Regions from separate parts of the Mus musculus genome. Here region 1 is linked to region 2. Evidence: chromatin contacts called from ENCODE Hi-C or POLR2A ChIA-PET data. All regions are on one chromosome and are shown on one strand. The core of a region is the stretch at or near the end of the contact, and the rest is flanking DNA. Distances in the headings are between cores, read along the strand shown. Region 1 overlaps Mboat2 (membrane bound O-acyltransferase domain containing 2). Region 2 holds the start of Mboat2 (membrane bound O-acyltransferase domain containing 2).

Region 1 (5,257 bases), core at 2,240-4,739, 41 kb before region 2:
CACACCTCTGCCTTAGAAGGCACAGATCAAGATGTGTGTAGAGACCATATATAAGGCTGCTTTACAGTCCCCAAGACCAAAAGAACCTGGTCTTACTAAGACAGTTGGGGTCATGTGGACCAATCAGAGCAACTGATGTCAGGATTGGCTAAGCCGTGAGAGAAGGCAAGAGTCATTGTGGAAGATGACAATGTCAAGACCAATAGGGACAAGCAGCTTGTGGGGAAATGTTGTGCTATATCTTCTACATGTGTGGCCATCCCTTCCCACTCAGCAGACATAAAGCTGCTTTACAGAGATATCAGACATGACCCAAGGCATTTGATGTGGCACCTGGTACAGGGGCACACAACAGTAACACCAGCACTCCTGAGGGAGAAGGACTGGGAGTTGTCTGAGGCCAGCTTGGCTACACAATGAGCTCTTGTCTAAAAAAAGAAAAAGAAAAAGAAAAAGAAAAAGGGAAAGGGAAAGGAAAAGGAAAAGAGAGAGAGAAAGAGAAAGAGAGGAAGAAAGAGAGGGAGAGGGGGAGAGGAGAGAGAGGGGGAGGGAGAGGGAGGAGGGTGGAGGGGGAGAAAGAGAAAGTTGGTGTATATTTGCCTTAGTACAGTCAACTTTTTATATATGCTTTCTTCTAAAAGAAAAGTTCAGAATAAAAGGATTTTATTTTCTTCTTTTACTTTTTAAATATTATTCTCTCTCTTTCTTTGTATATGTAGGTGTGTGCGTGTGTGTGCACTACAATAGGCACTGGAAGTCGAGGGACATTTGGGGAGCTAGCTCTCTTGATGGTGCTTAAATGTATTCTAAAACTATTAAAGCCTAAAGTTGCCATCTATCTTTCTCTGTAAAACAGAATTAGGCCATCTTGGTCTATGTGCTTTGCGGGGTTGGTTTGTCTGTATTTCTACTGCTCTCTTTTCTTTTGCCTTTCCTGCCTCTCTCTGGCCCTTTCTCCATCCTTTCCAATATGACCCCGTGTCCTAGGAGGGGTGAGTGAGGTGGCGCAGCAGGACTCGGCACACACCACATGAGTTAGCACCCAGAACTCGCATGCTGGGAGGAGAAGACTGACACCTGCACACTGTCTTCTGACCTCTGTGCCTTTCTGTATGGGTGCCACCACAGGCACACACACATACCCACAAGCGCACGCATGCATGCACACACACACACACTATCTGCAACTTGCACACTGTTCAGATTCAACCAGCCATAAGTTGAAAATACCTGAATAAAATATATCTGTATTGAGCATGTAGAAACTTTCCCTTGCTATTTCCCAAAAGTCCAGGGAAGCAACTGTTCACACAGCATTGATGGTCTACTAGGTATTTCCGGTCATCTCGGGATGAATTAAATGAATGGAAGAATGTGTACTGAATGGTAGACGCTGTACACTTTATGGAAGGGACTTGAACATCCAGATTCTCCTATCTGGTGGGGTTCTAGAAACCAGCTCTCCCGACACAGAGGAAGCGCTACATCCTGCTCCAGTGACCTGATCATTTGGAAGTGGGAAATGGGAGGAAGTCAGGATGTGGTGGTTTGAATAGGTATGGCCCCCATAGTCTCATGTGTCTGAATGCTTGGCCCTTAGGAAGTGGCACTATTAGGTGGGACCCTGTTGGAATAGATGTGGCCTTGTGGAGGAAGTGTGTCAAGGTAGAGACAGGTTTGAGGCTATGTATATGCCAAGCTACTCTCCATGAGACAGTCCCCTTTTGCTGCCTTCAGATTAAGACGTAGACCTCTTGGCTCCTCCAGCCCAAAGTCTGCCTATACACTGCCATGCTCCCCACCATGATGATAATGGACTGAACCTCCAAAACTGTAAGCGAGCCTCAATTAAATGTTGTCCTTTATAAGAGCTGCCTTGGTCATGGTGTCTGTTCACAGCAATGAAACCCTAACTAAGACACAGGACGATGGGAAGGAAACCTTCTCAGCTAGTTTAGCACTGAGTCACTAACCTCACTCACACAGTTCGAGAAGCCTTTTTTATCTGCTGCACAGAAAAAGACTTACAAAAGCCTTTGCTTGAGACGTACCAAAGAAGTTATCTTTAAAGTGCTTGTCTTCATCAGCATGCAAAGGACAAACTTTGAGGACCTTGTCCCACTTCCAAGTACTAGTGACAACACTGACTAAAGGACATTCAAAGAAAGTATTAATGTCCCAAAATAAAAAGTGATTAGGAATTTTATAAGTTTTTCCAAAGAGAAACCGCAGACGTTATAAAAGAAAAGATTGCCTTTTTTTTTAAATTATATAAGGTCTTAAGACTATTTAACAGGGGAAAGGAGGCGAAGAATAAGTGTGGGAAAATACTGCAACACCACAGAAAAGAAAGTCTCTACACAAGAACACTGGACGGCACAGCAAAGACATTTTATAAATGTCAATGTCCAATGGAACTGAAAACGTCTCTCCATCAGTGAGACACTGTCTCCCAACTCTTATGGAGGGAGGTTGGAAGCAGGAGTGGTAGTACTACTTCAGGGCCAGAACAACCATGGTCAGAGCTGCCTTTTTATCTGCCATGTCCCAGAAATGATGAGGAGCAAAGGTTTCTGTGCCAACCCATGTCCAGCCATGGAGGGATAAGGAAATGATGTTTGATACTGGTCTTAGGGATGGAAGAAACGATGCTCTTTGCACCTCTTAGGAATGGCTTGTTACTGCGCAAACCCTAGCTTATCCTGACTAGATGTAAAAATTAGCACCTACAATGTAAACAAATATACCTTATCTAATCCAAATAATAATTTAGCAATGCTAATTTATAAATAAAATGGATTTCATTTTAATTTATTTTAATATTTATTTCCTATATAAAAACTTGAAGCTCCTATGCAACAAAAACAACACACTAAGTAACAATGGAAAAAAGTATGCATCTCTATAAGGCACATGACAAAGGGTCAGTCTATATTAAAATACACTCCTACCAGCCACCCAGGCAGTGAGACAGGAGGAGAGTCAAGATCGGGGTAGACCGGGCTTCATAGTGAGACTGTCTCAAAAAAAAAAAAAAATGTATACCAAAAACTCTTACAGGATAATAGAAAGAAAAAGTCACACAAAAGAAGAATGTAGCATACAAGTCACAAAAATAAAGCACAAATTGGATATAATTAAATGTTTTTAATGTGGTTAAAAAGACATACGTCATTTGCCTTTTTTTTTTTTTTTGACATGGGAGATGATCAGCAAGCTGCATTATAAGTAAGAAATACAAGTTAGAGAGTAAGAGCCAAGCAGTCTTGCATACGCACGCATTCACTAAACACATGCCTCTACTGACACAAGCCCGCTGTGTAGCACAGGCTAACGTTACTGTCATCCCCATAGAGTCTCTGTATATCTATCTGACTGGGCTTAGTGGCGGTAGCTCAGCCACCAGCAGGGTGAGCACCAGGCGCTCCTACGCCAGAGCCTGTGGTACCAACCATAGGCTCCTCTGACTCCATATGCTGCAGCCTAGAAAAACTAGACAGCAAGGCATTAGATGAAAGAAGGAACAAAGAAAGACTTGAAACGCCCCTGTGTGTGCAAGCTTATGCCCGGAATGGAGTCTCCTGGGCAAACTACTCCTTCCCAACCCTGTCTCCTCCGTTCGTCACAAGACATCCAACCAGTCTAAAAATGTCTGTAGTACTCCCCTGGGTTTTCACACCTTTATGCATTTTCTATACTGTACCACTGGGAATGTCTGACTTTCTAAATGGTAAAAATGCCTAAGCTCCTGCCGTTAGCTACTCCTAACACTTCGTTTCTGGTGAGACACACACTTCACCTTGCTTACTGGCCTGTTGCACACTGTTGTGTTGCGTGACTATGTGGGTGTAGACTCGCAGGTAAACATGTTCCACTGAACTGCAGACACTAAATTGCTCTCCTAAGCAGCTTGGGCCTGCTCAGGCGCCCACTCAGCAGCGAGTGCCACCGTTCCACATGCCTGGCAACATCTGGTACTGCCAGACTTCACATTTTTGCCGAGTTAGAGAACAGGAGATTTTTATCTCACTACTTTTTTTTTAAATGCCATATTTTTAATAGATCTGTTGGGCATTAAACTTATACTTGATATCCTTTTCATATTTTTCTAGTAGGTTTAATTTTCCTTGTGACTAAGAAGTCTTTATTTGAATCCACTGTTTTACAGACAGCATCTGTCAGTCTGTGGCTGGCCTTTTATCTGTATCTCTGGTTCTTCTATAATAGTGGTTTCCTCCACGGCATTTGTGCACCTTGGCTTTGGGCAGTAGCTGCACTGCCTGAATATGTGATGTGTACCTGTGCATGCGTTGGTTTCTTTTTTAAGAGAAAAACCAGAAAATAGCTGATGAATCAAAAAATAAGTTGCAGAATGAGAGAAACCACTGGGCATTAATATGTTGTTTCCTACGTTAACCGCCTTGACCTCCCAGAGCCAGCAGGCCGATTCTAAGGAGAATATCTTACTGCATTCACATCTGAGTTTTCCTGAGTGACATGCCCACTCTAAAATGCCAGCAAACATGACAGATTCATAACCTTCCTCATTTCCTCATAGGCTGTCGTCACATCCTGTTTGGACAACAGACTGCATTTGCTCTTTCCGAGCTTTAAACTTTATTTTACTAGGTCAGGTGGAGGGGTCCCCAGGTGTTCCCGATGGATAACAAACAAGGCACTCAGCACAGCGGTTTCTAACCTGCCTACACTTTCATAGCCAAGAGCCACGTGTGGCCACAAGTGCTTGTCTGTGGCCACTCTTTGAATTGAGATGGGCCTTAAGTGCAAATATGCACCAACTTCAAAGGTTTAGTGTGAGCAATTTCTCTAATGCAAGTATCTAGTTAGTTTTATAACCAGGAAAAGTGCCGTATGCCTGCAGTTCCAGCACTTAGGAGACTGGGGCAGAAAGATTTCTTGAATCCAGGGAGTTCAACGGTAGCTTGGGTAACGTGATGAGATCCTGTTCCAACAGAACACTAATAACTGTATACAGAACACACTGAAATAATGCTTGGAACATGCTTGTTACAAAGGAGATCACTAATGCCAACTGACTTCAATAGGCTGCCCTGTTCTAATGCTACTCTGCAATAGTAGGTGTTGTATAATACACGTTCTCGGTCCCTCCACATGAACAGTATTTGTGAGTCTCTGAGCTGAGGAGGAGAATGAAAGGAGTGAGGCAGACAGCTAAGGGTCAAAGGTTAAGGGTGCTCCGCAGGCTCCAATGACAGAGCGTCTTCAGCTTCAGGGA
Region 2 (4,552 bases), core at 866-3,365:
CTTAATTCTAAAATGTCTGTCTAATTTTACAATGTTAACTACTCCAAGAGTATCATCATGAAGATTCTTTGGTATTCACAGAAATAATTATTGCTGTGAAAAGTACAGATTGTATGGATTAACCCAATATTCCTAAGACTTGCTTATCACAGAGCAAACAACTGTCTTACACAAATGGCCATATAAACTCGGGCTCTACAGACTTCAAGCGTATACCAGAAGATGCAGATTATCTAAGACACAAGAGACAAGACCTCTAGCTGATAAAGTCAGTCTTAACTCAGGTCACCTTCCCTGGATTGCTTGCTCACTTCAGTTCCACAAAGAACTTTCTCTGGACTGCTGAGATGTTTAAAGGAGCTTATTGATATTAGATTACTTTTAAAAGTTATGATCCTTTATAGAAGTTTAAAAGAATTAGCTTAATAGGGCTATGGCAGAGAGAATACACAATCATTTGCCTCACCAAAAGAATAAAAAGGTAAAGGACACACACACACACACACACACACACACACACACACACACACACGTTTCTCATTAGCAAGAAGATCCTGCCCTACCTGCACTGGTAGGCTGGGAACAACCTATTGAAGTCAGAAGTGTAACACACACCTAGAGGTCAGGTGCCATGATTCCACTTAGGAAATAGTGAGACTCCTCCACAGAACTGAGAGTATCCAAAGCCTTTGATTATTATCAACTTAATAAACAAAGACTAATTCTGTGAATTAAAGGAATCATTCCACTTGGGGCACTCTTATAATCTATTAGCATGACACACACCACAACCGCTGTGTAAGCTGTGTGGAGAACAGGTATTTCACTATTAATCGAAAAGTTATGAGAGGAATAAAGGAAAGAAGTCAGATCAGAACACTGAGCAGGACGGTTTAACCCTCCTTTGAGGTAACTCAGTATATTTTATTTTAAACAGTGAAGCACAAAGCCTGGAGCACACAGTGTTCAGCTCAGGTGTCACCTCCAGCTCAAGTCCAGAGAGGAATCTTGTGTTTTACATGCAAACCTTAAGATACCACTAGCAGCTACTCAAGCTGAGCCCATAGCCCTTGGAAGTGCAAACACCTCCAGATCAGAAATAATGTTAGGCTGAATTTCCAAAGTCAATTTCCTTCAGTACTGGAGCTAGACCAGCTATCTAACCATACCCCACCAACAACTTTCCCAGACCTTTCTCAGGACATACTTCCAAAGTTCCTTTGCTCAATAAAAATGGCGCTGCTTTCTCCATCCCAATGCTGTTTATTTCAGTAATCCTGAGGCCCTTTAAACAATCAAATTCGACTGGCCTCATTTAAATGCCAGCCTTCCCTAGTGTCAAAAGCTTCTCTGGGGGTAGGGTGAGGGGGTAGGATGGCTGCTCCTATCCACAGCTGCAACTTTTTCACCAGAAACCCTAGCATCGTGAAGTCACGTTGACTTCTCTTCATAACCTGTCTTCCCCCAAACTGTTGCCTCTCCGTCTATTGAGCCACACTTCAATGCAAACTGTCCCCAAGTGCAGAAGAGCTTAAGCCTCGTCCATCCACGCCGTGTCCTGGGCACTCGGCACCCAAACCATTCTTAGTCTCCCGATAACCCGCAGCAGTGCCAGGTCCACCGGTCCCGGGACTCCCGGGTCCGACGCCCGGTGGCCCGGCAGCGACAGCATGCACGCGCGCACGTCTGTCTAGCCCTCCCCGGCGGGCTGTCGCCGAGCCTCCGCCCGCGCCCACCCCCGCCCGGGCGGCGATGGGAGGCTGGGTGGGCACAGAGGCACCAGCCGGAGCGACAGCCGAGGGGACAAGGCCAGCCGCGCGCCCCCGCCCCGCCGGGCGCCGGGCACGGCGGTCCCGGCCCCAGCCCCCACCCTGCTCCCGCCCGGGTGGCACCGCGGCCGGCAGAGGCGGCCAGGGCACGACGCCCCGGACGCCGGTACCTGATCGATGGGCAGTTGCACGGCGTTGCTGAGGGGCTGCAGCAGGGTGGAGCCCGTGGTGCTGGTGGTGGCCATGGCCGGGCCTCGGCGCTGCGTCCGCTCGCTCCGGCCAGGCGCCGCTTGCTTGCTTGCTCGCTCTGTGCCGAGCTACGCCGAGGATGGGGATGCAGCGGCGCGCCCGCCCCTCGGCCGCCCGCGGTCGGAGCAGCCGCGCGGGGAGGGGCAGTGGGCGGAGTTAGTGGCCCCGCCCACTGCTGGGCGCCCCGCCCACCCAGCCGCGCGGCCCCCTCACGCCGCCGGGCGGCCCGATTTCCAGCAGCTTCCAGAGCCCCCTCCCCACCTCGCGCACTCGTGCGCCAGACAGCTCCGCGGTCCAATGGCGTCGCGGCGCCCCGACTCCCACAGCCAATCAGAGGACGCTGGCCTCGCCGCGCCCCTCCTCCGTGCTGAGGACCCCAGCGAGGGGCTGAGGCTCGACCATGGCTGTCGCCCGAGGGCGACCGAGAGTCAGGCTAGCTGGTGGGGGCGTGTGAGGGCGGCTTTGCCTCCGCCTCTGCTCACTTCCTTTCTCAGGAATGGTGGGCGCCGTCCCCACCCCTCACTGGCAGTGACGGTGGACAACAAAGGGGCTCGGGGTGGCGGCCAGACAAAGAGTTGCAGCGCCGGGGGAAGTTGGGAACAAAGGTAGGGGGCTGGGAGCTTCAGGGAGACGCGCTACAAGAACCCCAAAGCAGAAAGTGCCTTTGTCTCCTGGGCTGCCCAAACTTGCGGAAAGCCGGGTGGTCCTACCTCACCCGCCGCCCACCTGGGCCTGATCGGCCGCGCTGGGACGATGCCCTCACCGCGCATCCAGCTGAGAGGGAAACAGGTCGGACCTGGGCAGCGCCCGAGGGAAAGCCTGGGTAGCCAGCGGCCGGCATGTAAAGGCCCCGCCTCCTCAAAGGAAAGGCTGCTGGTAAGCATCCCTTCGTGCCTGCGAGCCTCTCTGCCAGATGTGAATTCTGCTGTGTCCACACCTCCATTCCAGGAGGGCAGTTAGTGTGTCAGCCCTACAAATGTGATCTCTTACCCTTTAAACTAGCCATGGGAACACCTGGAAAATGCCAGCATCGTCCTCTCAAAATCCAAGGATTTGGAAACTAATATTTAAAGGGGGGCGGGGGTTTAAATGTGCTGCTAACACTGCTTTTAAAGGTAGACTTATGTGAGTCCCCACAACAACCATGTGAGGCAGGTATTGTAACCACCCTCAATCTAGCAAGGAAATTGAATTCCAGAAAAATTACATAACTTAACCAAGAGCTAAATAACAGTGTGTGGGGGGGGGGGGGGCCTGAGATCCAACTAATTTAGCCCCAGTTTTGACCTCTTAAAGACAAGGCCCTCTTCATTCTCAGGTTTAACACCCACTCCAGAATAGCCATCAACTACTAGGTACAGCACTTCCTCAAGGACCACTCTAGAGGCTTCAGTAGTAAGAGCGGGCAAGTAGTGCTTCAGGAAACCTGGCTGTGGACTCAGCTCTCTCTGAAAAGGGGGTTATTGAATTTAGTTGGGATAGTCTCTTGCTGCTAATATTCTCTGGGTGAACAGCTGAGTCCTAGTAAGGTAGTCTTTTAGAGGATGGGGAGAAAATAATTGAGATCTTTCACTCTTAATATTGTGTTCCAACTAGCTGGGACCAATTAGAAATCAAACCTGTCCAATAATCTACTTCCTAAAATAGTCCCAAGTCTGGACCTCTCTATTAATATAACCTTGGATCGAGGACCTCTTTGTCTCTGTCTCCTCCCCCCCCCCCCTTTAGGGACGTGTTGAGAAAGTGTACAGGTGGCTGAACATATAAACTGAAGGGAAAAATTAAAATACCATTTTAAAACCTTAAAAAGTGGGTGTTAGAAACATATTGCAACCTAAAGTAGGCAGCATAAGATACAATCCTAGAACAAATACTGTCTACCAAAGGAATTCTGTGAGGCCAGATTATTCTTTTAGAAAAAGACAGAACATAGTTTTTATTGAGGGTGACTCCTTTAATAGAGACCTGACTCTGGTGTTAACCTGTCATCCCCTGGCCTTATTGCTTGGTGGGACAATCAGGTCACTTTAGGGTGATGTCATGGGATGAACTGTCTGCTAGGCTCTGTGTTCCTGGAGTCAGTAATGCCTATGGAGGATTAGGACTAGGACTGGAGACAGTCGGACACTTTTTAGGAGGTCTGGAACGAGACGTTGTAAAAGTTGACAGTTTATTGTGCCTTCAGCCTTGAGTGGAGATGAAGTAATTGTTGCCCGTTTTTAGATATTCTCTGAATGATTAGCATCCTTTCCTGTAGCGTTAAGTAGGTTTCTGACCCCAAGTAAAGGAGCCAGATTTTAAAAATGAAGGCAGAGGTGCCAGGCTTTCCTCCTGCTTTTGGTTTCCTTGTGTCAGCCCAAGTGAGAGATAAGTACTTTTTAGCAGAAACTGTCTTTTAGGTGCCTGTTATAACTTTATGAAATTATTTATTTTAACATCTAGAATGGGAAAGATTTGAGCCATCTGAGAAATTTTATGTCAGAGTATAGGTCAAGTATCTTGGCCTATAATAATAGCTTAGATTTTAGAGTCAG

What was found. Hi-C counts contacts between places; a loop is a spot of excess contacts on that map. ChIA-PET counts read pairs that join two places held with the same protein, here RNA polymerase II (POLR2A).
Region 1: a loop to region 2 is called in a map of left cerebral cortex, with 7 times the contacts of the local background. The contact joins the enhancer-like site here to the promoter of Mboat2 in region 2. A Hi-C loop is called at or near these places in 3 of 37 maps with a recorded cell type or tissue (all left cerebral cortex). POLR2A ChIA-PET finds 5 or more read pairs at or near these places in 1 of 5 experiments (embryonic stem cell).

The regions. Positions count from the first base shown.
Region 1 is chr12:24,871,109-24,876,365 of GRCm38, reverse strand. The region is part of intron 1 of Mboat2 (membrane bound O-acyltransferase domain containing 2); the gene reads right to left. Among named protein-coding and RNA genes, the nearest start is that of Mboat2, 42 kb to the right of the region's middle. Within about 2 kb of position 3,489, at least 1 of the 3 ENCODE cell types and tissues checked has a DNase peak (open chromatin) inside an H3K27ac peak, as active enhancers do; it is left cerebral cortex, where a contact is called at or near this core.
Region 2 is chr12:24,829,162-24,833,713 of GRCm38, reverse strand. Mboat2 (membrane bound O-acyltransferase domain containing 2) reads right to left here and starts at 2,115. Exons shown (of 13, transcript NM_026037.3): 1 at 1,940-2,115. The coding sequence starts at 2,014. It overlaps 2900060N12Rik (RIKEN cDNA 2900060N12 gene), which reads left to right and starts at 2,397. Exons shown (of 3, transcript NR_166876.1): 1 at 2,397-2,894.